Linked DNA regions of Homo sapiens: region 1 is linked to region 2. A link is a contact called in ENCODE Hi-C or POLR2A ChIA-PET data. All regions are on one chromosome and are shown on one strand. Each heading gives the region's core, a stretch centred on a gene start or an enhancer-like site at or near the end of the contact. The rest is flanking DNA. Distances are from core to core; before and after follow the strand shown. Region 1 overlaps ST6GAL1 (ST6 beta-galactoside alpha-2,6-sialyltransferase 1). Region 2 holds the start of TRA2B (transformer 2 beta homolog).

Region 1 (7,643 bases), core at 758-3,257, 1.1 Mb before region 2:
TATATTCTTCAGTAAAATGTCTTGCCTATCTTTAATTAAACTTGCTTCTTGCATTTGATATTTTGCTACCGTAAATAGTATACAAAATATACTTTCTAATAATTTGTGAACCTGTGCTTTTAAAGAATTATAATGGAGAATTTTCTGGGTAAGGGTAATTATGCACACACACATACATGCTATTGATTCAGAATCATCTGAATCAAGGGACATTTCAGAACCCTTTCTGCTGATACGCCCAGAGTTGAGATTTTACCCAGAAACAGAAACAGACAAATCACACAACTTTCCTCACCCCAAATCCTAAGCAAAGGTAATTGGCACAGACAGGAATTGATGAGATGTTGGCAGAGAGGAGATGCTTAGCGGCAAGAAAGCCACAATGAACCTCCCAGCCAATGCCTCACAGAGTGCAAGGCCATGTAAAAAATGAGGGAAAGAAGTCCTTGGCATTTTCCAGACATAATGACTACATTGACTTTTCCTGAGGGAAAGTTGGACAGACCAGGGAGAGGAATGAGCTGTGCTCAAGGGTCTTTTGGGTCATTTCTTTGCATTTCCTAAAGAATATGTTTTTTACCTTATCATGTAGACAACTTTGATCTGTGCTGCTGAGCATAAAGAAACATTTGATAGCTTCCATAAACCTGACAGTTTGACACTAAGTGTGGGAGGGAAATCACTAAACTAATAAGTATATGAAATATCATCCCTTCTTTGTGGAATTATGAGCTCATTCATCTCCAAAACAAAATTACATTAAAAGCTTCAGACACACGAAAATGTTGATTTGCCTCCCATTTGTTTCAAGATGGCCTTAAACCTAGAATGTGGACTTAAAAATACACCATAACAGAAAATATGGTCAGATCTAACAGCTAATTACAACACCAATATAAGGCAACAAAGCTCTCTCTTTGGTAGAGTAGAAAATAAAGCTAAAAACATTGTTTGTTTGTTTTGTTTTTGGGTTTTTTTTTTTTTTTTGAGACAAAGTCTCACTCTGTTGTCCAGGCTGGAGTGCAGTGGCGTGATCTCGGCTCACTGCAACCTCCGCCTCCCGGGTTCAAGCAATTCTCCTGCCTCAGCCTCCTGAGTAGCTGGGATTACAGGCGCGCGCCACCACACCCGGCTAATTTTTGTATTTTTAGTAGAGACGGGGTTTCACCATGTTGACCAGGCTGGTCTCAAACTCCTGACCTCGTGATCTGCCCGCCTGGGCCTCCCAAAGTGCTGAGATTACAGGAGTGAGCCACTGAGCCCGGCCGTTTGTTTGTTTTTCATTACATATATGGTGGGCCCTTTATGTGCAGGACACTGTGTGAAATGCATTTTCTCACTTAAACCCCTAACATGATGCTGAAGTAGATGCCATAATCCCATTTTACAGATGAAGCTGAAGTCCAGAAAGGTCAGCCATTTGACCAAAGTGGGCCTCCAGAAAGCAATGGAAGTGAGATCCAAACCCAGGTTTACAACAGTTATTGAGCACTACTTATGTGCCAGGCACTGATCTCAGCACTTTTCAAGTATTAACAGATTTAATCCCCACTGCAATATTACAGGGAGACATTGCTGTCACCTGATTTTAGATGAAGAAATGAGGCAGAGAAAGGTAAAATAATTTGTCCAAAGTCACACATCCCTCTGATTCAATGCCTGAGACAGATCTATGTGCAGTGGAGGGTATGGAAAGTGACATGCAGGTCATCCCTTTCCTCGGGCTGTGGACATTTCAGAATGTCCAGGGTTCGGGTAGGAACACTGAGTTCTACCTCGCTTCTGTGCCACTGTGGGAAGTTGAGGCCAAACTTAGTGAAGCCACATGGCCAGCTTGAAACCTGTGGGTCTTCGGGTTTGGCTCTCACCATTCATCTGCAAAGAAAAGCTGTGTAACCCACCTTCTCCCGAGGAAGGCACCTTTCTGCCAACAATGGCCTCACCTGACACTCTGGTCAGTTACACAAGCACTGTTCTAAAAAGCATCTGGGGAAGTACGCACAAATGCATGGCCCATTTCTACTCCAGTTAAATTTAGCAAAACTTTGAGTAAATTTTCACACCCAATGCTGGTGATTAATAGCAAAACAGTTGTGCTCATGTATCACTCATGGCTGGGAAAACAGAAGTGAAACCTTACGAAAATACCTCAGAACAACCAACAATAGTTGAAAAACAGAAAAGAAACATAAATGTGTGGGTGCCTACTGTAGCATCAAATGTAATGCTGAGAAAATTTGGAACAACCTAAATATCTAGCCATAGGAACAAGCAAAATTGTGATCCAGAAGTCCATCGATTGCCTATGAAGCCATTAACAAAAGACATGCACTATAAAGATGAAAAACAATGTTTATAGAAACAAAATAAACTTTTTTTTGAGCCAGAGTCTCGATCTTGTCACCCAGGCTGGAGTGCAATGGCAAAATCTTGGCTCACTGCCACCTCGGCCTCCCGGGTTCAAGCGATTCTCCTGCCTCAGCCTCCCGAGTAGCTGGGATTACGGGCACCTCCACCAAGCCTAGCTAATTTTTTTTTTTTTTTTTTGTATTTTTAGTAGAGATGGGGTTTCACCATGTTGGCCAGGCTGGTCTCGAACTCCTAACCTCAGGTGATCCACCCACCTCAGCCTCCCAAAGTGCTGAGATTACAGACGTGAGCCACCACATCCGGCCCAAAATAAACTTTTGGTCAACACTAAAATTGTAATTCTATTAAAAGCTTGCTTTGCAAACAGACTATGATTACAAGTGACCATTGTTACAAGTGAACAGTAATGTGTCAGGAGGCAGGATACATTTTAAAAATGTATCTTGGCTGGGCACCATGACTCATGCTTATGAATCCCATCACTTTGAGAGGCCAAGGCAGGAAGAATGCTGGAGGCCAGAGGTTCAAGATCCGTCTGGCCAACATACTCTACAAAAATGTTCTTAAAATAGCTCAGTGTGATAGTGCACGCCTATAGTCCCAGCTACTCAGGAGGCTGAGACAGGAGGATCCCAAGCCCACAAGTTCAAGGCTGCAGTGAACTACAATAGCCACTCCAGCCTGGGCAACAGAGGAGGACTCTGTCTCTAAAAAAAATATAAATAAATAAAAGTGTATCTTTACTGCTGTCATAATGTTTGTGAGTAAAACAAGAAAAACAAGTTTAGCACCAAGTTTGTTGCCCCCAGAGCACGCACATGGCCCTCCTACTCCACTTACCCTCCATTAGAATATAGTAGTCTTGGCTGGACACGGTGGCTCATGACTGTAATCCCAGTGCTTTAGGAGGCCAAGACGGGAGGATCATGAGGTCAGGAGATCGAGACCATCCTGGCTAACACGGTGAAACCCCATCTCTACTAAAAATACAAAATTAGCCAGGCGCAGTGGTGCACTCCTGTAGTCCCAGCTACTCGGGAGGCTGAGGCAGGAGAATGGCCTGAACCAGGGAGGCGGAGCTTGCAGTGAGCCGAGATCGTGCCACTGCACTCCAGTCTGGGCTACGGAGTGAGACTCCGTCTCAAAAAAAAAAAAAAAAGAGATTATAGTAGTCTTCCTTCAAGGCGACAAATCCGGGCCTACTTCTTCCCCGGATGTCTTGCCTTAGCATAGGGGACAGAAACACATTTATTCAGCACCCATAATGGCCTGGCCCTGACATAGCTGAGCTGTTCCTATGCATTATCACCTTGAATGACACACACCTTCTACGAGGCGAGTGGTGTTAATGGTCCCACGGCCCTAGACAGAGGCTTACCGCCTAGTGAAAGGATTCCCTTAACTTTCGCATATGCATTTAAAAAGGAGGATTCCCTTTACTTCCCCAGGGCCAGCTGCCTCCACAAGAGCAAGTTTAACAATGGTTTGGAAATAAGATACCCCTGCATTGCCCCCGGGCCCCCTTCCTGGTCGGCTGGCAGTTGGCCACAGTGGGAAGAGGAGGGAGAGGCCAGGATCCAGTTCTGTTGCTTTCCAGCTTCGTGCCCCCCAGGCAAGTTACCTAACCTCTCTGGGCTTCATTTCCTCAACCATTAGATAGTTCTGTAATAAACTTTTCACGTGATTATTGAACTATATGAAATAATATACGTAAAATGCTTAGAACTGGGCTCCACAATGCAACAGCCACTAGCCAGATGTGGCTAGGCCAGATGAGACGTGCTGTAAGTGTAAAAATACACACTGAAGATTTCTTATGGAAAAAGGAATGTAGAAAGTATGATTCGTAATTTTATATTGATTACATGAGAAAGTAAGAGTATTTTGAATATATTGAGTTAAATAAAATACAGTTGATCCTTAAACAGCACAGTTCCATTTATATGCAGATTTTTTCAATAAAAGTTACACTAAGTGTGCCTGTCTCTCCTGCCTCCCCCTCGCCCTCCTTCTACCTCTGCCATTCCTGAAACAAACCCAATCCCTCCTCTTCCTCCTCCTCAGCCTGCTCAATGTGAAGATGATGAGGATGAAGACCTTTATGAGGATCCACTTCCACTTACTAAATAATAAATACATTTTCTCTTTCTTATGATTTTCCTAACATTCTTTTCCCTAGCTTACTTTATTACAAGAATACAGTATATAAAACACATAACATATAAAATATGTGTTCATCAGTTTTTTATGTTATCAGTAAGGCTTCTGGTTAACAGGATATTCGTATTAAGTTTAGGGACCGTCAAAAGTTATACGTGGATTTTCTTTCTTTTTCTTATTTTTCAGAGTCTACTTTCAGAAAATATACATGGACTTTCAACTGCACAGGGAGCTAGTGCCCTTAACCCCTGTGTAGTTCTATGTTGTTTAAATTAATTTCATCTGTTTCTTTTTACTTCCCGTATTTTTTAAACAATTAAATTTTATAAAAATAACAATAGAGACAGGGTGTTGCCCAGGCTGGTCTCTAACTCCTGGGCTCAAGTGATCCTCCTGCCTCAGCTTCCCAAAGTGCTGGAATTATAGGCACGAGCCACCATGCCCGGCCTCTTTTTGCTTTTTTAATGTGTCTATTACAAATCTGAAAACTACGTATGCAGCCCACACTTGTGGCTTGCTTTCTATTTCCATTAGATAGCACTGGCTGAGAACACAGTTCTGCACAATGTTAGTTCTTTATTTCTCCGTCCCCACTCACCAGTCAGCATTGTCTCAATATGGTCAGCACTGTCTAAAATCTTTTTTTTTTTTTCTTTTTGAGACAGAGTCTCACTCTGTCCTAGGCTGGAGCGCAATGATTCCGTTGCGGCTCACTGCAGCCTCGATCTCGCAGGCTCAAGTGATCCTCTCGCCTCAGCCTCCTGAGTAGCCGTGACTACTGGTGTGTGCTACCACACCTGGCTATTTTTTTTTATTTTTTGTAAAGACAGGGTCTTACTATGTTGCCCAGGCTGGGCTCAAACTCCTGGACTCAAGCAATCCTCCCACCTCAGCCTCTCAAAATGTTGGGAGGCATGAGCCACCGTGGCCAGCATAAAACCCTTAATCTTTAGGCTGGGTGAGTTCCTTCTCCTTTCCAGGCCTCAGTTTACCATCCTGAGACAGATGATGAAGAGCAGAATAGGAACTAGGCTTAGAAGACTGGGCTCCAGCCCTGATTCCACCATTACTAACTAGATGACCTTTAGCATGTCATTTCATCCCTCTGAGTGACAGTTTTGTCACTTACAAAACAGGGGGTGACACCCTGGTCATTGCATGAGATAACACGTATGACAGTGCTTGATAAATGCAAAGGACTATAGAGGTCAGGAGGAAGTAGCGTAACGTGCCCAGTGAGGAGGTTGGGCAGTCCTGCCTGCCTCCTCTGATAGTCCATGCCTCCCATATTATATTATTACTTAACTATTTTCCATGTCTCATGTCTCTAAAAACAAATCTCCCCAAGAATACATTTCTTCCTTCCCACCTGCCCGCCTCCAACACAGCCAAAGCACAGTGTACAGACAGAACCCCTCAAACCACCACACAGACCAAGTGTGCTGTGTGAGGTGGTCATGAACAAGCTCAAAGTGGAGATGGCCTTGGAAACAAACTGGCAATACAAGGTGGAAAGTGCAGGATACCAGTGTAGCAGGGACCCAAGCAGAGAGGGGCAAGAAGCGGGGGACACGTATGTAGTGGCCAACAGGAAGGACTCTAGAGTGCAGACATTTGCAAAACAGGAGAGCAGAAAGGTGTGCATGAGCCTGGAATTCTATAGCACGTCATGCAAAGAAAACATCAGGGTATGATGTACAGTGGGCCACCTATGAGATGAGCCCTGTCACCAGAGATACCTGGTTGGTAGGTCCTTCCACAGATGGAACGTCGTTGCCTTCTTGCCTTTGCTACTTCAGGTTCTCCAGCTCACCCATGATCCACTCAAGCAGGTGTGCCGTAAGTTCTTGGAGCTTAAGTACCACCTGCAGCAAATGCGTAACCCTCCGCTATTTGCACAGAGGCTTGTGAGAGAAGAAGCTCCTGTCTCACAGTATGCTGTTCCTATTTTTAGCCAGGAAACAACTCCTAACCACCTACACTCTATCTACCCCCTTCCAAGGCCACAAAGCATGAAAAGCACAAAGCTATGCCATCATGTAGGTAACAGAGCAGGCTTTTCTACATCATAACATGTTTCTTCCTAATTCCAAAATAAGATCCGGATTATTTCTAGTTAAGCTAAGCTGCAAACTCTTACTGTATCAAAAACACAATTGTCTATCTGAGTGGCCCAGGAAAAGCAAATACACAGAGTTTCTTGGGTGAAGATCTGAAGTCAAGGCTTCTACAGCTGACTAGTCCTTCAAATATTACTGCTATTCAATATACTGGTCCTTCAAATAGACTCTGTATTCAAATATTTAAAGAGAATAAAAGAATCTCAAATATCATATTTTTATTTAAAAAGACAAATGATCAGGAAGCAGGTGTTTGTGAGAGGAATGGTACATGCGATGGGAGTAAACACGCACCGATAATATGGCCACTGCACCTGTGGGCCTGTGTCTACCTATACAGAGACAGGGCAGCCACACACCTCACCCAAAGATTATATTTCAAATCAGTGTCCCCGCCCGTGGGAAGTTATTGATTAAAAGCATTTATTAAACAATCTTTTTTTTTTCTCAAGACAGAGTCTCAATCTGTCACCCAAGCTGGAGCACAGTGGCACAATCTCGGCTCACTGCAGCCTCTGCCTCCCGGGCTCAAGCTATTCTCCTGCCTCAGCCTCCCCAGTAGCTGGGATTACAGGCATAAGCCACCATACCCGGCTAATTTTTGTATGTTTAGTAGAGATGGGGTCTCGCCATGTTGGCCAGGTTGGTCTCGAACTCCTGACCTCAGGTGATCCACCCACCTCAGCCTCCCAAAGTGCTAGGATTACAGGAGTGAGCCGCCACCATGCACAGCCTGCATTTTAACAATTTCTTTATTTTTTTTTTATTTTATTATTATTTTTTTTTTGAGATGGTGTCTCACTCTGTCACCCAGGCTGGAGTGCAGTGGCGCAATCTTGGCTCACTGCAAGCTCCACCTCCCGGGTCCAAGCAATTCTCCTGCCTCAGCCTCCCAAGTAGCTGGGACCACAGGTACATGCCACCACACCCAGCTAATTTTTGATTTTTAGTAGAGTCGGGGCTTCACCATGTTGGCCAGGATGGTCTCAATCT
Region 2 (6,961 bases), core at 4,221-6,720:
GGAGCTGGTCCCTGGGGAAGCCTCATGTGATGCAGGAGCCTGTGGCACACACACAGGAATCAGGAAGTAAAAGCTTTCCTCCTGTAATGCCTGTCCAATTCTGACAAAGCTTCTGTGCCATCTGGGAAAGAAAAATATTGAAAGGTTCCAGATCTGTTTTCACAGAGCAGGCAAAAAGTATGAATTGGGAGCAACTAGCACAGCAAGTCATCTCCATCCTCTCTAACCTCATTGGCCACTGCCTTAGGTCAGGTTCACTCACTTGCTTGCTCTTTTTATTCCTTGTCTGGACTGTTGAAAGAGTCTAGGAACTGGGCCCCTGGCCTGGCTGCCACTGGCCCAAAGGATGACATGTGAATGTGAAAAAGGAGGCCCTTCCTTCGGGTGTACAGAGCACAATGCCCGGCTCTCAGCTCTTACTGACCCTTGCTAGGTACACCGGGCACAGCTCAGAACAGAAGCCTGGCTCCTCACCTGCTCCCGGTCTCCAATCTTCCCTGCTCATATCACTCCTCAAACCCATGCACCACACTGCCACCACTTTTCTCAAACTTAAAATTGAAAGTATAATTCACCTTTTCAGCACCCCTCAATACTTCTCTACTGCCCATTAAATAAAATCTGAACTCCTTAGCTAGGCATACATGGTCATCTGTGATCTGCTCCTTGCCTGTTATCCAGTATGTTGAATGACTAAATGAGAGAAGGCAAAACAAAACAACAACAAAAAAAACAAAAACCCCACTAAAGACAGAATGCACTAGTGAATCCCAGGGCAGAAGTTGAAAATTAAACAAGAAATGCTGGAGGAGAGAGTCTATGACTCTGGAAGGAGACAACAACAAACAAATTTGAGTGCAGCCTCTGGCTTGGCTCTAAGCTACAGGAGTAAGCCTGTTAGACAGCATTCCCTGTTGGGTGCATTATTTTCTCTGTATATATCTCCCCTACCAGGACTAGACATTTTTGTTGTTGTTGTTTTTGTTTTTTGAGATGGAGTCTCACTCTGTCATCCAGGCCGGAGTGCAGTGGTGCAATCTCGGCTCACTGAAACCTCCACTGCCCAGGTTCAAGCGATTTTCCTACCTCAGCCTCCTGAGTAGCTGGGATTACAGGTGCCTGCCACCACGCCCAGCTAATTTTTGTATTTTTAGTAGAGACGGGGTTTCACCATGTTGGCCAGGCTGGTCTCGAATTCCTGACCTCAGATGATCCACCTGCCTCAGCCTCCCAAAGTGCTGGGATTATAGATGTGAGCCACCTCACTCAGCCTAGGGCTCAAGGTTTTTACAGTCATTTCTGACTATCCCTTTCCCCATATTCCTATCACATTGGCCAGTCAAGCCCACCCTTTCATAGTCTCCCTACTCCCTGCTTAGTCCTCATTCTTGCTGCCTTGGGAATCTAATCCTCACTGCCTCATATTTACAGTACTGGATCCATATCCCACATGGCCACTCATTCAACAGCATGGCCCTGCGCTAGATGCTGGAGACACAGACATGAATGACACAAGACCTGCAGCCTGACCTTCCTATCTTTGCCAGGACAATCTTGCCTACTTTTAGCAAGTTAGTCTCCTGCTCAGGGACCTCTAAAGGCACCCTGATGCCTACCCAATCAATTCTAAATTCATACGTTGCTTTCTTTTAATCACTCAACAAGTACTACTAAAGGCTTACTGTGTGCCAAGCACTACGTATAAGGCAGTGGTCAAAAGAGGCACTGGCCCTGCCCTTAAGGAACTTATTATCTAGTGTGGAAGACAGACATAAAAACTATATTCACAGAAATAATAATGCAAATAGGGCTGAGCGCAGTGGCTAATGCCTGTAATCCCAGAACTTTGGGAGGCCAAGGCGGGCAGATCCCAAGGTCAGGAGATCGAGACCATCCTGGCTAACACAGTGAAACCCCGTCTCTACTAAAAATACAAAAATTAGCCGGGCGTGGTGGCGGGCGCCTGTAGCCCCAGCTACTCCAGAGGCTGAGGCAGGAGAATTGCTTGAACCCAGGAGGCGGAGTTTGCAGTGAGCCAAGATCGCGCCACTGCACTCCAGCCTGGGCGCCAGAGCGAGACTCTGTCTCAAAAAAAAAAAAAAAAACCCACAAAGAAATAATAATGAAAATAAAATAATTATATAATTATTATTCTTTAATTATAGTTGTGAGTAATATGAATGTCAAGGGGTGCCATAAGAATGTATAAACAAGAGATCTAATCTAAGCCAAAAAGTAAGATAAGGCCAGAGATCTGAGTAGGAGTCCAGGTTTAGGTGTGTGTTGGGAGTACAGGTGTTCTCAGAAAAAGGGGACAGCTCATTCAGAAGTTATTTAGTCACTTGACACTTGAGTCATCACCAAATCTCTGGATCTCAGGTACCTCAAATATTGATTCTGTTCTGGATGACTATTTTACCAAACAAGAGCCAAATTGCAAGCTCTTATAACTCAATAATAAAAAGATAAATAACCCAATTAAAAATGGGCAAAGTATCAGAATATTCGTTTCTCCAAAGATCTACAAATCACCAATAAACGCATGAAAGCATTATCATTATCGCTAGGGAAATGCAAACCAAAACCACATCGAGATACCACTTTAAACCCACTAGAGTGGTTATAATTTTTTTTGAGACAGATTTTTGCTCTTGTTGCCCAGGCTGGAGTACAATGGCACGATCTTGGCTCACCGCAACCTCCGCCTACCAGGTTCAAGCAATTCTCCTGCCTCAGCCTCCCGAGTAACTGGGATTACAGGCATGTACCACCACGCCCGGCTAACTTTGTATTTTTAGTAGAGACGGGGTTTCGCCATGTTGAGGCTGGTCTCAAACTCCTGACCTCAGGTGATCCGCCCACCTCAGCCTCCCAAAGTGCTGGGATTACAGGCATAAGCCACCACGCCTGGTCAATTTTTTTTAATACAATATAACAAGTATTGGTGAGGATGTGGAGAAATTGGAAGCCACATACACTGCTGGTGGCAGTGTGAAATGTAAAATGAATGCAGCCACTGTGGAAAACTGTTTGGCAGTTTCCCCCCAAATTAACCGTAGGGTTACTATACAATCCAGCAATTCCATTCCTAGGTGTATACCTAAGAGAGATAAAAACATGTGCTCGTACAAAAATTTGTACATGAATGTTCACAGCAGGATTATTCATAAGTTAAAAAATGGAAACTATCCAAATGTCTATTAAATGATGAATGGATAAATAAAATGTCATATATCCATACAACTGAATATAACTTGACAATGAAAAAGAATGAAATAGTAGTACATGCTACAACATGGATGAACCGTGAAAACGTACGCCAAGGAAGCCAGTTACAAAAGATACATACCATATGATTCCATTCATATAAAATGTCCTGAATAGGTTAATCTATTGAGAAAGAAAGATTTGTGATTGCCTAGGACTGGGAGGGTTGTGAGGAGTGGAGAGGAGGAGGGATGCAAAATGACTATTAATGAGTGTTTCTTTTCTTAATGTGATGAGACTACTCTAAAATTGTGGTGATGGTTGCACAATTCTGTGAATAAAAGCCATTTGAACTGTACACTTTAAATAAGGGAACTGCATAGTAGGTGAGTCGTATCTCAATAAAGCTGTTAAAAAAAATCAGGAGTTGGGGATATGGGGCTGAGGCAGGAGGAACACTTGAGACTGGGAGGTGCAATGAGCCACCGCACTCCAGCCTGCACGACAGAGCCAGAGAGACCCTGTCTCAAAAAAAAAAAAAAAAAATCAAATGACCCTTTACCAGTATCAAAGTGCCTCATCAGCCAGGTACCACCTTTTCAATGGATGGGGAGACTGAAGTGTAGAGGAATTAAGTATCCGACTTGGGGGTTGGGGGAAGTGGCTCACGCCTGTAATCCCAACACTTTGGGAGGCCGAGGTGGGAGGATCGCTTGAGCCCAGGAGACCAGCCTGGCCAATATGCCAAAACTCCGTCTCTATAAAAAATACAAAAAATTAGCCTGGCGTGTTGGCAGGCGCCTGTAATTCCAGCTGCTACGGAGGCTGAGGCGGAGAATCACTTGAACCCGGGAGGCAGACGTTGCAGTGAGCCGAGATCGCGCCGTTGCACTCCAGTCTGAGCGACAAAGCAAGACTCCGTCTCAAAAAAAAGAAGAAAGAAAGTATCCGACTTGGTCTTGGGCTCTTCTCACTATAATCCAACTATATTCTCTTACGAAATGGCAGAATTAATCTTCCCTCCTTGTGACACCCCTGTAGTTATACATGCCTCTGGCACTTACAATCATTTTTTCTAATTGTGTTTAACGGTTCTAGCACATTACTTTGTAACTTTAGAATAGAGATTGTGTCTGATTCCTGTGTATTAAGGTCCGACCTTTTTTATTTTTATTTATTTATTTTTTAGACAGAGTCTCGCTCTGTCGCCCAGGCTGGAGTGCAGCGGTCCGATCTCGGCTCACTGCAACCTCCGCCTCCCGGGTTCAAGCGATTCTCCTGCCTCAGCCTCCCGAGTGGCTGGGATTACAGGCATGCATCACCACTCCCGGCTAATTTTTTTGTATTTTTAGTAAAGACTGGGTTTCACCATGTTGGCCAGGCTGGTCTCGAACTCCTGACCATGTGATCCGCCTGCCTCGGCCTCTCAAAGTGCTGGGATTACAGGCGTGAGCCACCGCACCCAGCCGATCTGACCTTTTTTTTTTTTTTTTTTTTTTTTTGAGACGGAATCTCGCTCTATTGCCCAGGCTGGAGTGCAGTGGCGCGATCTCGGCTCACTGCAAGCTCCGCCTCCTGGGTTCACGCCATTCTCCTGCCTCAGCCTCCCAAGTAGCTGGGACTACAGGCGCCCGCCACCGCGCCTGGCTAATTTTTTTGTATTTTTAGTAGAGACGGAGTTTCACTGGGTTAGCCAGAATGGTTTCGATCTCCTGACCTCGTGATCCACCCGTCTCGGCCTCCCAAAGTGCTAGGATTACAGCGTGAGCCAGCGCGCCCAGCCCGATCTGACCTTTTTTAAATGAAGACGTATTCAGGAAGGAAATATCTACAAGTAAGACAAAATTAAGTAAGAACCCAATGTACGAACATTCACTTCTCTAACAAAGGAAAGACACAAAACAAGAAACTAATAAGGCGGAGAAAGGAATTGAGATTGGGGGAAACAGCATCTCCTTCCTCCCTGCACACTCGGCAGGTTCCCTGGAAAGTTCTAGAAGGGATTCAGAAGTGGCTGGTGACATCACTGTGGCTCCGTGGCGCCCACTACAGCAGCCAAACGACACGCTAGCTTTCCCGCCTCATAGAGGCTCGTGAATGGGGGTGGGGCCCTGCGAGGGGCGGGGTCACGTCACTTCCTGTGCGGGACGCGCTGCAGCTGGAGAGGAAAGGCAGAGCGAGGAGGGGCGAGGCCAAGAAAGCGCGCGTTTCTGGGAGGGGAGGAGCCTGGCTAAGGAGCGCCGCGTCACATCCGGTAGAGTTAGAGCCCGTGCGGAGGCGGTGCGGAGCATTTCGGCTCTGAGCGGCTGGGCGACCGGCGCGTCGTGCGGGGCTGCGGCGGAGCCTCCTTAAGGAAGGTGCAAGAGGTTGGCAGCTTCGATTGAAGCACATCGACCGGCGACAGCAGCCAGGAGTCATGAGCGACAGCGGCGAGCAGAACTACGGCGAGCGGGTACGTAGAGCTGCGGTAGGGGGTGGCTGTGTGGTCCTAGCTCCTTGCATCTTTTTCTAGGCCCGTCGGCCTCGGGCCAGGAGGCAGGGGCGTTTTAGGCTCCGAAGTCTGAAGCCGGGAGGGCAGGCAAGGGAGACAGCATTTAACCAAAAAAAGCCTTTGTGGATAGTGCCTTAGTGCCTTTGGTCGTGAAGGAGGGAGGCCCCCGGCGGGTTTATGTGGCTTCTGCCCGAGACGGCCGTTTTTCCCGTTATAAGAGGGGGAAGATGAAAATGGCCGCTGCGTCCCCGCGGTGTTGGGGGAGGGGAGCGATATCTTATTTCGGCGTTGCTCTCCTGCGAAGGTCCGCCGCAGCCATCTTGGGCTGGCGGGCTGGGCGAGCTGCCAGAGGCACAAAATGGCGGAGAAGCCGCGCGGCAACGCGGACCCGACCCGCAGCGGGCCGCGCTTCGTAAGGCCGCGTGGTGGGGTGCAAGGGGACAGACGACGTTCTTTTGGGTCTTTGGGCCGGTGTTTAGGTTAACGAAGGACCGTCTTTGCCTCCACGGAAAGGACGGAGTCTGGGATGTCTTTGGGGCCTCTTAAGATGGAAACTAATCCAAGGCCGACTAAGTTCTGGGCCCGTTAGGTGGAGGGGATTGCGTGAGGGCTTTGTGTTTGGCCTAAATGAAGCGCTTTTCTCTGATGCCGAAAGGGCTTCCCAGGCAAAAATCTGTATCAGTATTCTATTAGGACAGACCACAAAGTCGTTAAGATGATTTTGTGGACATCGCATTTCCACGGGATTGTGAAGGAGAAATTGGCGGGCAACCATTTACGGCGCCGTTATTTCCTTTGTTTTGAGGCGTTCTAATACTTAGAACCACAGCGTGTGTTGGCTACAGTTTTCTTTCCCTTAAGTTTCCACCTCTTAAAGGTGTTCAGTGAGGGTTGATTGAATTGCGGGAACAAGACAGTTCTAGGGTTTAAACAGCATACGTAGCTGGTCTGTGGGGCTCTGGGTATTGGATTCGGAAAGCATTGAATGATGCGAACATACGAGGCTTGCTAGAATTAAGAGGAATCTGTTAGAAGGGTGATAGAAAAGCACCATAGAAATTGATTTTTGAGGCTGTGGGAATAATTTGTGCTTTTTTAAAAAAAAAAAACAATTTGTTACCTAAGTTTCCCCTTGTTGGTAAAGCTACCTTAAGATCTGAATATGATTTATCAGGTAAATAAGACTATTAAATGTCTTAGCAAACTTTTGATTAAGATTTTATATGATTCCTCAGAGTATTTTAGGAAGAAATTTTCAGTGAT

What was found. Hi-C counts contacts between places; a loop is a spot of excess contacts on that map. ChIA-PET counts read pairs that join two places held with the same protein, here RNA polymerase II (POLR2A). Pooled maps may share reads with other maps.
Region 1: a loop to region 2 is called in a pooled map, with 7 times the contacts of the local background. The contact joins the enhancer-like site here to the promoter of TRA2B in region 2. A Hi-C loop is called at or near these places in 1 of 168 maps with a recorded cell type or tissue (B cell), 2 of 37 single-sample maps with no recorded cell type and 2 of 50 pooled maps. POLR2A ChIA-PET finds 5 or more read pairs at or near these places in 1 of 52 experiments (activated CD4-positive, alpha-beta T cell).

What each region holds. Positions count from the first base shown.
Region 1 is chr3:186,995,300-187,002,942 of GRCh38, reverse strand. The region is part of intron 2 of ST6GAL1 (ST6 beta-galactoside alpha-2,6-sialyltransferase 1); the gene reads right to left. Among named protein-coding and RNA genes, the nearest start is that of ST6GAL1, 69 kb to the right of the region's middle. RefSeq lists enhancers at 1,714-1,833, 1,974-2,023, 2,034-2,253, 2,792-3,682, 3,683-4,573 and 2 more and silencers at 5,617-5,696, 6,328-6,622. Within about 2 kb of position 2,007, at least 10 of the 41 ENCODE cell types and tissues checked have a DNase peak (open chromatin) inside an H3K27ac peak, as active enhancers do; they include B cell, where a contact is called at or near this core.
Region 2 is chr3:185,936,523-185,943,483 of GRCh38, reverse strand. It overlaps TRA2B (transformer 2 beta homolog), which reads left to right and starts at 5,470. Exons shown (of 9, transcript NM_004593.3): 1 at 5,470-5,659. The coding sequence starts at 5,624. RefSeq lists enhancers at 5,539-5,998, 5,409-6,136, 6,039-6,248.